Linked DNA regions of Homo sapiens: regions 1 and 3 are each linked to region 2. A link is a contact called in ENCODE Hi-C or POLR2A ChIA-PET data. All regions are on one chromosome and are shown on one strand. Each heading gives the region's core, a stretch centred on a gene start or an enhancer-like site at or near the end of the contact. The rest is flanking DNA. Distances are from core to core; before and after follow the strand shown.

The links. Hi-C counts contacts between places; a loop is a spot of excess contacts on that map. ChIA-PET counts read pairs that join two places held with the same protein, here RNA polymerase II (POLR2A). Pooled maps may share reads with other maps.
Region 1: a pooled map shows a loop between it and region 2 (2.0-fold over the local background). The contact joins the promoter of DEDD here to the promoter of CFAP126 in region 2. A Hi-C loop is called at or near these places in 1 of 50 pooled maps.
Region 3: a pooled map shows a loop between it and region 2 (2.1-fold over the local background). The contact joins the promoter of B4GALT3 here to the promoter of CFAP126 in region 2. A Hi-C loop is called at or near these places in 5 of 50 pooled maps. POLR2A ChIA-PET finds 5 or more read pairs at or near these places in 10 of 52 experiments (A673, AG04449, AG04450 and 7 more).

What each region holds. Positions count from the first base shown.
Region 1 is chr1:161,130,581-161,134,252 of GRCh38, forward strand. It overlaps DEDD (death effector domain containing), which reads right to left and starts at 2,087. Exons shown (of 6, transcript NM_032998.3): 1 at 1,971-2,087; 2 at 235-267. RefSeq lists enhancers at 957-1,780, 2,242-2,551 and silencers at 1,602-1,821, 1,872-2,221.
Region 2 is chr1:161,365,382-161,369,445 of GRCh38, forward strand. It overlaps CFAP126 (cilia and flagella associated protein 126), which reads right to left and starts at 2,495. Exons shown (of 5, transcript NM_001013625.4): 1 at 2,461-2,495; 2 at 1,058-1,120; 3 at 817-897; 4 at 145-321. The coding sequence starts at 2,487. RefSeq lists an enhancer at 1-300.
Region 3 is chr1:161,175,525-161,179,520 of GRCh38, forward strand. It overlaps B4GALT3 (beta-1,4-galactosyltransferase 3), which reads right to left and starts at 1,983. Exons shown (of 8, transcript NM_003779.4): 1 at 1,899-1,983; 2 at 910-1,055; 3 at 284-550. The coding sequence starts at 536. It also overlaps a transcript of PPOX not described here. RefSeq lists silencers at 754-803, 1,643-1,692, 1,903-2,072 and enhancers at 1,671-2,170, 3,309-3,810.

The sequences.
Region 1 (3,672 bases), core at 837-3,336, 240 kb before region 2:
AAACCAAAGCTGGGGGATTGTCCCAAGACATCTAAATCTCCTTCTCTTTCACCTCCTATCTCCAATTAACTAAAGACAGTGATTACAACAGATCTCATGCACTCAGATGGATGAATGATAACTCATTTTCCCTGGCATTCTCCTCCTCATTAATGGACCCAACCTCAAAATAACTCCCATGCTATTTCCATTCCCTTCCATTGTTTGAAAACAATAAAAAAGTTCCAGACTTACCTCCGCAAGAAACTTAATTTCCCAGGTCTCTTCCTAGCACAAGTTTCACAGCCAGCAGCAAAACAAAAACAAATAAGGAGGGGAAAATAATTAATTTTCAAGTTTTACTTTGAAACCTCAGAGGCCCATAGAATTAGACAATCTCGTTGCAAAAGTACACAGACAAGCCTAAAACCATTTAGAGAACTCACCCCCAACAAGTCTCCAGGCTTCCCTAACTCTCTATTAGTCAATTTACAAAAACAATACCAACTCCAAGAATTTCCAGTCTCAATGGCTTGCGGCAAGACAGCTCCCAAATTTAAGAACTTCTGGGAAAACCAATTACCCTCTGGCAGCTTCTCATCTTCCTCCACAATTCCTTATTCCTATTTTGTTACAATATTAACGTTAACTTTCACCTTTAGAAAAAACTGGGAGGAAAGTGGTTACAGCAGACCAGCACTATCCTCCAAATTCTACATTTGGCCCTTTCCCTTAACTAGCACACAATGAGAACAAAATATCTAATGGCGCAGCATCCACTCATACGTCTATGTTTCACCAGGGAAAAGTTTTTCTACATACAGTATCCATGTTACCCCCTCCCTTCCAGACTTAAAACAGCAAAAGGGTCTGGAAACTACAGCACTCATTTAATTAACCTGTCTAGATGCCACTCTATCTTTTCTCTTTCCCTCCTCAGACTTCCAGAGCCTCCACCTTAGCATATAGGGTTCCAATATAGCCATGTCTGCTCCCCCACTCTTGTATTGCTAATGCTAAAAACTAGAAAAGTCCTTTGCTCCTCCACACTTGGGCGACACCGGCTTCCCCATTTTCCCAAGCAGGAAAAACAAGGGAACAGTAAGCTAGGGAGTCTTTTGGAAAACAAACCCAGTTGAATTCTCATCCAACCCCAATTCTGCAAACCCACATGACCATTCCCTTCTGCCCTTCCCACCCTCTTAAAAGCTAAGGGCCTGGCAATTAGAATTGGCTGCAACTGATGCTGCTTAACTCTGTTCTCTCCTCCTCTCCACCGGGGAAAGGGAAACCCCCGAACCTCTATCACCCGTGCAGCTCCACTGTCCTATCTCCCATTCCACTCCCCTTCCTCCCAAACTTTCTTCCTCCCAGTCTCTCACTTTCTCCATTACCTCCTCCCACCGACACTCTCTCCATTCCCCAAGCCTCCGTTCTCTCCTTTTCCACCCAAATTCTCCCCTAGGCCCTTCCCCCTCCCACCTCCAATTTAACACTTTCGAAGCCCCCCAGAAACGTCTTAACTCCAATTCTGACCTTTACCCACCTCCTCGCAACACCCCTCATCAGAGTCCAGTCCTCCCTCCAACCACATGCCACAGCCCCCTTCCCCTTCACACCCTCAGCCTCTCCCTCCTGCTCCTACCCCCTTCAATACGAGCGGATCGCAGCCCCACTCCCCACCTCGGCCTCTCTAATACCCCTGGCTGGGCCCAGTCTCAGCCCTTGTTTACGCCCCTCCCCATGCCCTCACTCCTCCGTCTCGACCCCTGCCCTCTCCCGCAGTTGCCATCTCCCCTGCACGCCCCCCTCGGCAGCTCCCCTCCCCCACCTCTCAGCGTCCCGTCACCTCCCTCTCTTGAGGTTCTCAGGCTGGACGTCGCCACCGCCTCCCCCTCCACTTTCCTTCCCCAAGCCCTTTGCGGCCCCGCCCGGCCCCGCCCCGTCCCGCTCGACTCCCTCTCCCCACTCCGGCCGCCCCTCCGCCTCACTCTCGGCTCAGGCTCGGCGCCGCCATGTTGGATCCATCCGCGCCGCTCTCCCGGGCCTGCCTCACGGCGCCGCATCCGGGCTCCAGCAGCCGCCGCCGCCGCCGCCGCCGCGGCCGTGGGGGAGGGGACAGGCGGGCGGGGGTGGCTGCATCCTGAACGGCGCCTCCCGGAACCCGGCCGGTTAGTGGCGGCTTCGAGGCCATAGTGAGACATGAGCCGGAGTAGCCATAGTAAGTGAGGGCAGCCTGGCAGCGGCATTAATCGGGGAGTGGATAGCTTCACTTCGGGAGGAGAGATAGAGATTGGCAGCCATCTTGCTTTGGGGCAAGCTGGCAACGCCGGTTTGTCTTGACGGCTGCTTAGGGCGGTAATAAGGGATCGAAGAGGATAGCATTCTTGAATGGGAAACATTGGTGGCGCCACAGCTGGCTGGTGGCGACTTCAAGACCCACTGGAAGGCTGGGATTGGCAGCCATGACTCATAAGGGCGGAATACCACGGGGATCGGTTTGTCTGGCGAACTTGAGTGAAGGGTCAAGATCTGGATTTCACCTTTCCTCTGAGCTTCCTGATAACCCGGACGTTCCGTAAACCCGGATCCGGAGCCGAAAGTGGTGCCCAGATCCCGTCTCGGAATTCATTTGTTCAGCATTTACCTTTTGAACGCCGGTTTCCTGTAGGAAGTGTCGCCTAGCTGATCCGTGTAGGGCTGTTGGGAATTGGGGGTGGGGAGGATGGTGCGGGTACGTTCTGGTGTGGCTTAAGAAAGTGGTAATAGATAGGGGAAGACCAGATTATGCGAAGCCTTGTAAATTAATTGATTTTTATCCTTAAGGCAATGAAAAGTCTTTGAAGAATCTCAGCAGAGGTGTGAACAATTTCATTTGCATTTTAGATCGCTGCGTGCAGTGTGAAGGATGAATGAATTGAGGAGAATCAAGGAGAGCAGTTGTGAGGCTCTTTTCCAGGCAAGGATGATGATGGTCTGCCTGTGGAAGGGAGAGTGCGGATGGGGAGATACAGATTGGTTTAAGAGGTACGAATGTTGTGACTTGGACAACTGGGGAATAATGATACCAGTTTCTTTCTCGTTTAGGGGGGAGATAATGAGTTTTAGGTGCCCCTGGGATATTAGCTAATGTGGGTTGGGAACTCAAAAGAAAGGTTTGAGGTGTGTGTGCGTGTGCATATAGATAGCTGTTGAAGCCATGAAGTGGGCTGGAGAGGATACCTGCATTTGCGGGATAGGATGAGGGAAGCCGAAAAGAACACTGAGAAGGGGCAAACCGAAAGGAAAGAAGAAAACCATAGAGAACTATCAAGGAAACTGGTGAAAGCGTTTAGTGTAACAGAGATATAGTAAAATGCTAACTAAAATATATACATCAGGGCCGGGCATGGTGACTCACACCTGTAATCCTAGCTTTGGGAGGCCGAGGCGGGTGGATCACTTGAGGCCAGGAGTTCGAGACCAGCCTGACCAACATGGTGAAACCCTGTCTCTTCTAAAAATACAAAAAAAATTAGATGGGTGTGGTTGCACATGCCGGTAATCCCAGCTACTTGGGAGGCTGAAGCATGAGAATTGCTTGAACCCAGGAGGCAGAGGTTGCAGTGAGCCGAGATCGCGCCACTGCATTTCAGCCTGGGCACCAGAGCAAGACCCTGTCTCAAAAAAAATGAAATAAATAGGCCGGGTGCT
Region 2 (4,064 bases), core at 1,245-3,744:
AGGTGATTAAGGACTAGTCAAGATAAGACAAATTGGTTAGAGGTCCCCCATGCTGGGATAGTGGTGGCATAACAATAGACATTTTTTGAGGTTGAAAAGAAATTGAGACTACAGGGTTTTGGGTTAGATGGGAAGAATAGATACCTTGCCTAAGATTTCAGGACACAGCCCATTGGAGGCCTTGAGTAAATCAGGATTTTTCTGTATCCATTTGGTGAGGGAGGCAGCACCAGCAGTTGTACGGGAGGTCAGGGTCACCCGAGCAGGGGGTATCTTCAGAGGCATTTGCCAGGTGCCCATGAAGGAACCCCAAGGATTTGCCTAAAAATGAAAAGGGATTCCTCAGTAGGGCTTCTCACTCCCAGTAACTGACTTAGACCTCTGTATTATTTCCTTTCTTTACCTTTAGGAATGCATGGTTATGAAACAAGACTGAAAGCATAATCTTCCCACCCTTCCTTATCCCCCTCCCTCATTTAGGCTTTGCAGGCCTAATTTTTTCATCCCCTTTACTCTGCCAACTTAAATTCCACATCCTTAGGCCGAGTGTGGCAAAGGAGTACCCACTGCACAAATGTCATCACCTGAAGGCTTTCATTTATACAGATCATTGATCAATTTAAGAACTTCTGAAGGGTGCTAAACACAACTCTATCCTGCTGGGTAAGCTGGCCGGAAGTTCAGGGGCTCTCACATTACAACATGAATTAGATTAAACTTTAATTTTCCCGATAATGGCTGTGAGAGACTGCACATCTCCCAGTTCTGTGCCTTAATTATTTGACTTTCTTGATAGGAGTGAAGATAGTATCTCACCTTGGAACGGGGCACAGAAGGCAGTAGATGACCACGATCGTTGGCAATAATTTGAGTGTAGCCTTCATGAGAAGAGATGCTCTGGGGTACAAGTGGGAGAGATAAAGGTTTGTGAGGGGAAAAAGGGAAGTATTTGGGGAGCTTGGTCAGAGAAGGATATGGGAGTTTAGAGAATGCTAAAAGGAGTTAATTGACAGGGAGAGCATGAGGCTATCTTGTAGGTGCACTGAACATGGAATACCTCTTTTGTTGGCTTAGTGGGAGACCAGTTCTGCAGATACTTGGATGAGAAAGCCTTTTCATACTGTGGAGAGAAAGATAAGTAGCCCTATGAGACTTCAAGGCCCCAAACCCAGGAAATGAAGACTAGGCACAATTCTTTAGATTTGAAGACCAAAGGCCTGACCAACCATGTAGGCTTTAAGTCACTATGACAAGGGTGTAATTTGTTTGGTCTAGATGTGTGCTGTCCAGCATGGAGCCGGGAGCCACATGGAGCTGTTGAGCACCTGAAATATGACTAGTTCAAATTGAGGTGCTTTGTAAATATGAAATATGCTGAATTTTTAAGTTTTTTTCTTTTCTTTTTTTTTTTGAGATAGGATCTTGGTCTGCCACCTGGGTTGGAGTCAGTGGCATGATCCTAGCTCACTGCAGCCTTGGACACCTGGGTTCAAGCGATCCTCCTCCCTCAGACTCACAGGTAGCTGGGACTACAGGTGCATGCCACCATGTCCAGCTAATTTTTAAATTTACTTGTAGAGACGAGGTCTCACCATATTGCCCAGGGTGGTCTCAAACCCCTGGCCTCAAGCGATCCTTGTGCCTCAGCCTCCCAAAGTGTTGGGATTACAGACGTGAGCTACAACACCCAGCAGGTTTTGGAGATTTAGTACAAAAAAAGAACGTAAAATGTCTGATTATAATTTTTTAAATACTGATTAAATGTTGAAATAATATTTGGATTTATTGGGTTAAATTCAATATATTTAAATTTTATGTTTTAATTTTTTCATGTAGCTACTAGAAAATTTAAAATTACATTTGTGGGTCGCACTCTTTTTGTTGGGCAGCACTGGTCTAGATCAGGAGTTGGTAAACTATGGCCTATGGGCCATATCCATATTGCTGCCTGTTTGGGGATGGCCTGAGAGTAAGGGTGATTTTTATAGATGAACATTTACAATTGATTCAGTCAAATGGAACACTAACTTTGAATCCCAGTTAAGTGAAATGTTTTCTCAACCCCCAAAATTCCATTATTTTCATTAGTAGTACAAAAAATTGTACTCAGTTATATTTTGAATTTGTCAAAAATGTTATGGAAAAATGTTTTTCTTTAATTATGCAAGTAGCTACAGAATATTTTTGACTTTGCCACTTGGCCTGCAAAGCCTAAAATTTTTACACTCCGCCCTTTTACAGAAAAAAAATTGCCAACTTCTGGTTTACACCCTACAAATTTAACCAAGAGATACCTTTGGATCGCCCCTGGGCTCTCTCTATCCCTGAGGAGGTAAAATATTATCTCACTCCACTCTCAGCTATCTGTTCAAAGATCAGAATCCTATGAGAGGGGACAGTCCAAAGATAGAATCTGAAAAACAAAAGTAAACGTTAAAGAAATGGAGAATGGGAACTTACCTGGTTGGCACTGTAGTTAGTGGCCATGATCTTGTGCTGTTTACACTCGTTGCTTGGCAACTGCAGAAGGCCGACCTCCTGGGACTACCAATGAGCAGAGGCTGCCTTTCTCTTCTGCTTATTATTATTCACTTCCTTGGCTCACACTGCCCCCATTTGTTTTCTCTGGAACTTAGATTCATTTTTATTTTACAGACGGGAAAGACTGAGTAAATGTGAGAAAATTAGCTGAATAGCCACTACTTTTTTTCTGGCATAACCTACCCCTGCTTAAGAACTTCCACGGGCCTTTGATTGGGGTTTTTAACCACTTTAACAAACCATGTAACCCTGAGAGCTATGCTTGTTGGACAACATGGTGTAATGTACCACAGGCTGTAGAGCCAGATACTGGGGTTTGAATCCTTATTCAACATGGGAACATAGGAGCTATATGACATTAAACAACTGTCTTGTCTTCACTAAATTTCTATCAACTCATTTGTATTGTGGGGATAATAGAGCCTGCTTTTACAGGGTAAGTGAGATAAAATGAATAAAGTGTCTAGACAATATCATAGCATAGTAGGTATTCAATCCTGGTGAGATCCTGTTTATAAGGCCCACTACTTTGTCTTATCAGGCAGAATAACAAAGGAACAATATTTAAAAAGCAACTAGCTCAAATCTGTCCCCAGAAGGAAAAACATATCTTGTCCTTGGTCCTTAAAAAATTTCCTCTGTCACTGTCTAGAATCAGCACCTAAGAACACAGGCGTTTAGTGTTGACTGGAATAAAATGGAATCGGGTGCTGGTGCAGGGAGATTGAGCAGGGATGAAGAGAGAAAATCACAGAGTGGAAAGGATCAGGTTTGGAGAGTTCAATGGGGGGCTGCCAGGACATAAGCCTAATATGTGTGGGACAAGGAAACCCCTCTGAAACTCATAAAATGGTATTGTAATACCCATCTATGAGGTGGTTAGGAGAATTAATAAGTAAGTAGAACTGTGCTTTGTGAATTGTAAAGTGAATTTATATATAAGGTGTCAAGATGAAAGGGAAAAACTAAGAAATAAGTTGCCCAAAGATATCATTAGGACCAGGAGACCATTATAAAGTATATCCAGGCCGGGCACGGTGGCTCATGCCTGTAATCCCAGCACTTTGGGTGGCCGAAGCAGACGGATCACAAGGTCAGGAGTTCGAGACCAGCCTGGCCAACATGGAGAAACCCTGTCTCTACTAAAAATACAAAAAATTAGCCAGGCATGGTGGTGCATGCCTCTAATCCCAGCTACTCGGGAGGCTGAGGCAGGAGAATTGCTTGAACCCGGGAGGCGGAGGTTGCAATGAGCAGAGATCATGCTACTACTGCACTTCAGCCTGGGCGACAGCGTGAGACTCCGTCTCAAAAAATAAAAAATAAATAAAGTATATCCATCAGTCCCTTCTCTTTTCCTTCTTCCCCCAAAATCCTCATCTTAACCAACACACCAAGTATAAGAGCACTCCTATGCTTCTGCAGATGGAGGGAAGAACAGCTCTTGTTTTATAGGCTCTGGAGTTAATACCTGGATAATGTGAGATCTGGAAAGATAACTCATGAGCTTAGTCCCTGTGGTT
Region 3 (3,996 bases), core at 733-3,232, 190 kb before region 2:
AGGGCTCATCTACAAGGAAAACAATTCCTAGCCTGGGGCAGGAAGAGCCCATAAAGGGACAAGCAGTAGAAAGTGGAAACCCAATAGTCTAATCTAAACTCCCAATTCAGAGTCTACTCTATCTCAACCTCAGCCCTCTATCTCAACCTCAGCCTACCTGCAGCCTCAGCCTACCTATCCTCTTCTAAGTTCCACTTCTGCCACTCCATGCCTCCCTATCCCCAAGCCTCCCTGTCTCCGCACCTTGTCCTTCCTTTCACCACCTCCTTCCTCCTGCACTTACCTAAGAGAGGAGATCGTTCTGGACAGTAGGGCAGACCTTGAGGAGCTGGAGGACCCCCTGGGGCCCCAGGCAGGTGACTGAGGTTACTGTAGACATCACGAGGGTGAGAATAGTCAAATGTCGGTCCCTGATCTCGGCCAAATAGGGCACTGAGACTTCGGAAGCCCCCCAGTGACAGGTACATCATGACAGCCAGCTGGGAGCCCACAAGCAGGGCCAGCGTGCAAGGCCGCTCCAGCAGCCTCCGCAACATCCTGGGGGTGAGATCTAGGGAGGGAGAGGGGAATTCTGGGGGTAGGCAGGAAGAGAGCAAGCCAGCAGAGAGGTCAGTAGGTAGGGTTGAAGGTGATGCCAGGGGTAAAGAGGAAAAAGCAGAAAACAAAGTCACAGAAGGGAGCACACAGGTGCACAGTCACGCAAGGAAACAGAATGTAACCACCAGTAACCCTACCACCTGTCACTTCAGCCCAAGTTTCGCTCTCCTCTACCTCCCCCCAAACCACTCCCACCATCTACTGTCAGTCCTCACCCCCAAAAATGTTTACATCATTCAAATCTCATGTTCATTTCAGAAAGTCTCTAGAGAACCCCCTCTTCCAATTTTAGAAGGGAAGAGATAGACTCACCTAGGTTCAAGCTGTCTTCTTAGGGATCATGGGGGCTCCAGGGGGTCCCGGGGGGACAGAGATGTGAGGCATTATCTAAAATTGGAAATGTCACAGAGGGCAGAGAAAGGCTCCATCCAGCACTCCAGCAGCGAATCTGGGACCAGCTGGAACAGAAGTGGTAAAGGATAACTAGCTACCTGCACCGCCAGAGATCAGGATCAGGGTGAAGCTGGTTTCCCAGCAGGCGAAGTGAAGGAAAGTGGTTGGAAAGGAAGAGGAGGAGCAGGAGATGGTAGGTCCCTCGCCTATCTCCCGTGCTACCCTGGAATGATAAGTGTCAGGTTCATACTTAACCACCCCCGTACCCCCACCCCAACAGGACAGATTGGGGAGTGGGGACAGGACAGCTAATGGAAACATTGTTTTCCCCCAGACCAAGAACCAGTTGAAGTGGCGACAGAGTCATGACAGGACCGTGGAGTGGCCTAAGGAGTACCCAGGGCGAAGTAGGAAACAGGCTCCTTCTATTCTTCATGTGCCTGGGTGCCAACTCCTCAGGTGCAGGGACCGTGACCACCTGGGGGCTGTAAGCGAACAGCCCCGGAGCTCGGCGGAGAGTAGGGTGGGGGTGGCGTCCTCTACCTTTTCTACCTTTCCCCTCTTCTAGCGGGGGTGGGGAGGAGGGTTACTGCTGAAGAGAAAGGGAGAGGGAGAGCAGGGGCAGAGACAGTCAGGGGTGGCTGGAAGGGCTCACCTAGAGGGGCGTGGTCCGCGCTGTGGAGGGGGTTAAAACCCAGCTCTTTCGGAGCACGCCCATCCTATCCCAGTCTCTTGCTTTTGCCCTACCTACTAGCAACGTGAGCCCGCCCGGCCCCCGTCCATACTTCCACCTAGGACCCCGTCCCTGCTCAGGCTCGTCTCCAGGCGTTACCCAAAACTTCTCACTCTCTCGAATGCCCAAACCTTTATCCCAGGCCTCCGTGTCGACGCATTCCCAGCGCACATACCTGGTCTTTTGCTGCCTGTCGTCACCGCCACCCCAACAGCCGGGCAGGCATCGCTGCCGCCATCTTGGAAGCGGGCGCTGCGGGGGCGGGGTCTCGCGTCATGGGGCGGGGCCTCGGGGCGGAGCCACCCGGGCTGACTAGGCACCCGGTCCCAGACACCGCGTGGCCGGGGGCTTGTGAGGGAGCAGCGCCTGAGCCTGCCCACCTGGAACGCGTTGTAGGCGACCCCCTGGGGAGCGGGTGCTAGGGTTCAACTCCACTACGCAGACTGCTAGTGGGATTTCATTTCCTGCCCCTCAGATTTGTAAAAGCAGAAGCTCAAGCCCTTCATTTTCCTCTGGGCCGAGACTGATCAGGAGGCTAGTGAGCCGGTTTCTGGTGCTCCGCTGACCTCGTTATCACCTTGTGGTTGGCTGAGCCCTCTCCCAGTGTGTCAGTGGCACCCCCTGCAGCCTAGTGCCACTTAGTATCAATTGTTCCTTACGCAGGCTACAGCGTTGCGGACCGCTCTAGCGCATTTTTGTATTCCCGTTGTATCCCGCAGGCCTGGAAATAAAAAGCGATTAGTTAATAAAACAATGAAACATTGAAGGTGGAGGGAAAGACAGCGTCTTCTTTAAAGTCAAATGATGTTTCCCCAGATATTAGAGTAAAATGGATGCTCCGTTAACATGCAATATGTTTACCTTACGACAAACACTACCGCCTAGCATATTGTGTTCCTTAGAAGCAGATATTCACGCTGAAGAAGCAATCAGAGACTTGAATAACTCACAGAATCTGCCCCAAAAAGCCCATGGTCTTGTGTATCTTGTATGGAGGGAGGGATGTAAACAATATAACGTGATAAATATGCTGGCCTAGAAGTGGCAACTCATTCATACGTGGAGATTCTAGAAAGGCTTCCCAGAAGTGATGGCTAATGGGAAACCTGAAGGACTTGTCTATAGCATATCCTTCTGCTTTAAAGATTCTGTTTTCATGGGAGTTATTTTACAATTCATGTAGGTAACTGATCTGTATGCAAATTCTATCCTGTCTGGTAGAGGTTCAATTAACCTGCTGTTCCCCACACTGTGGGGAAAAAAAGCAGTTTTGGCGTCCATTTTCATATTCATTTCTGTTTTCCTGATCCATAAATATGTCCGTTCTCTAGATTTTCTCTTGTATTAATTATAACATCTGCTAGTTTCTTCATGAGTTAGGTAAAATAAACACGTGTTCATTCTTTTCTTAATTTCTTTTTTCTTTACTTTTTTTTTTTTTTTTTGAGAGGGAGTCTCCCTCCTGTTGCCCAGGCTGGAGTGCAATGGCGCTATCTCGGCTCACCGCGACCTCTGCCTCAGCCTTCCTCAGTAGCTGGGATTACAGGCATGCGCCACCACACCCGGCTAATTTTGTATGTTTAGTAGAGACAGGGTTTCTCTGTGTTGGTCAGGCTGGTCTGGAACTCCCGACCTCAGGTGATCCACCCGCCTCGGCCTCCCAAAGTGCTGGGATTACAGGTGTGAGCCACCACGCCCGGCCTTTTTGTTTACTTTTTTTTTTTTAATTTAAAAATTTGTGACAGGGTCTCACTCTGTCACCCAGGCTGGAGTGCAGTGGCAAGATCACAGCTCACTGCAGCCTCAACCTCCTAGGCTCAAGGGATCCTCCCACCTCAGACCCGTGAGTAGCTGAGTAGCTGGGACAACAGCACATCCAGCTAATTGTATTTTTTGAAGACACAGAGTTTTACCATGTTGTCCAGGTTGGTCTCCAACTCCTGGGCTCAAACTATCTGCCCACCTTGGCTTCCCAAAGCGCTGGGATTACAGGCGTCAGCCACAGCATCAGGCCTCTTAATTTTATTTCTCTTTTTCCTTCCTTCCTTCCTTCCTTCCTTCCTTCCTTCCTTCCTTCCTTCCTTCCTTCCCTTCTTCCTCCCTCCCTCCCTTCGTCCCTTCCCTTCCCTTCCTTCTTTTTTTTCCTTTCCTTTCCTTTTTTTTTTTCCCAAATACCCAGTCTTCAAGGAGAATTTTTTTTTTTTTGAGTCGGAGTCTTGCTTTGTCACCCAAGCTAGAGTGCAGTGGTGCGATCTGAGCTCACTGCAACCTCC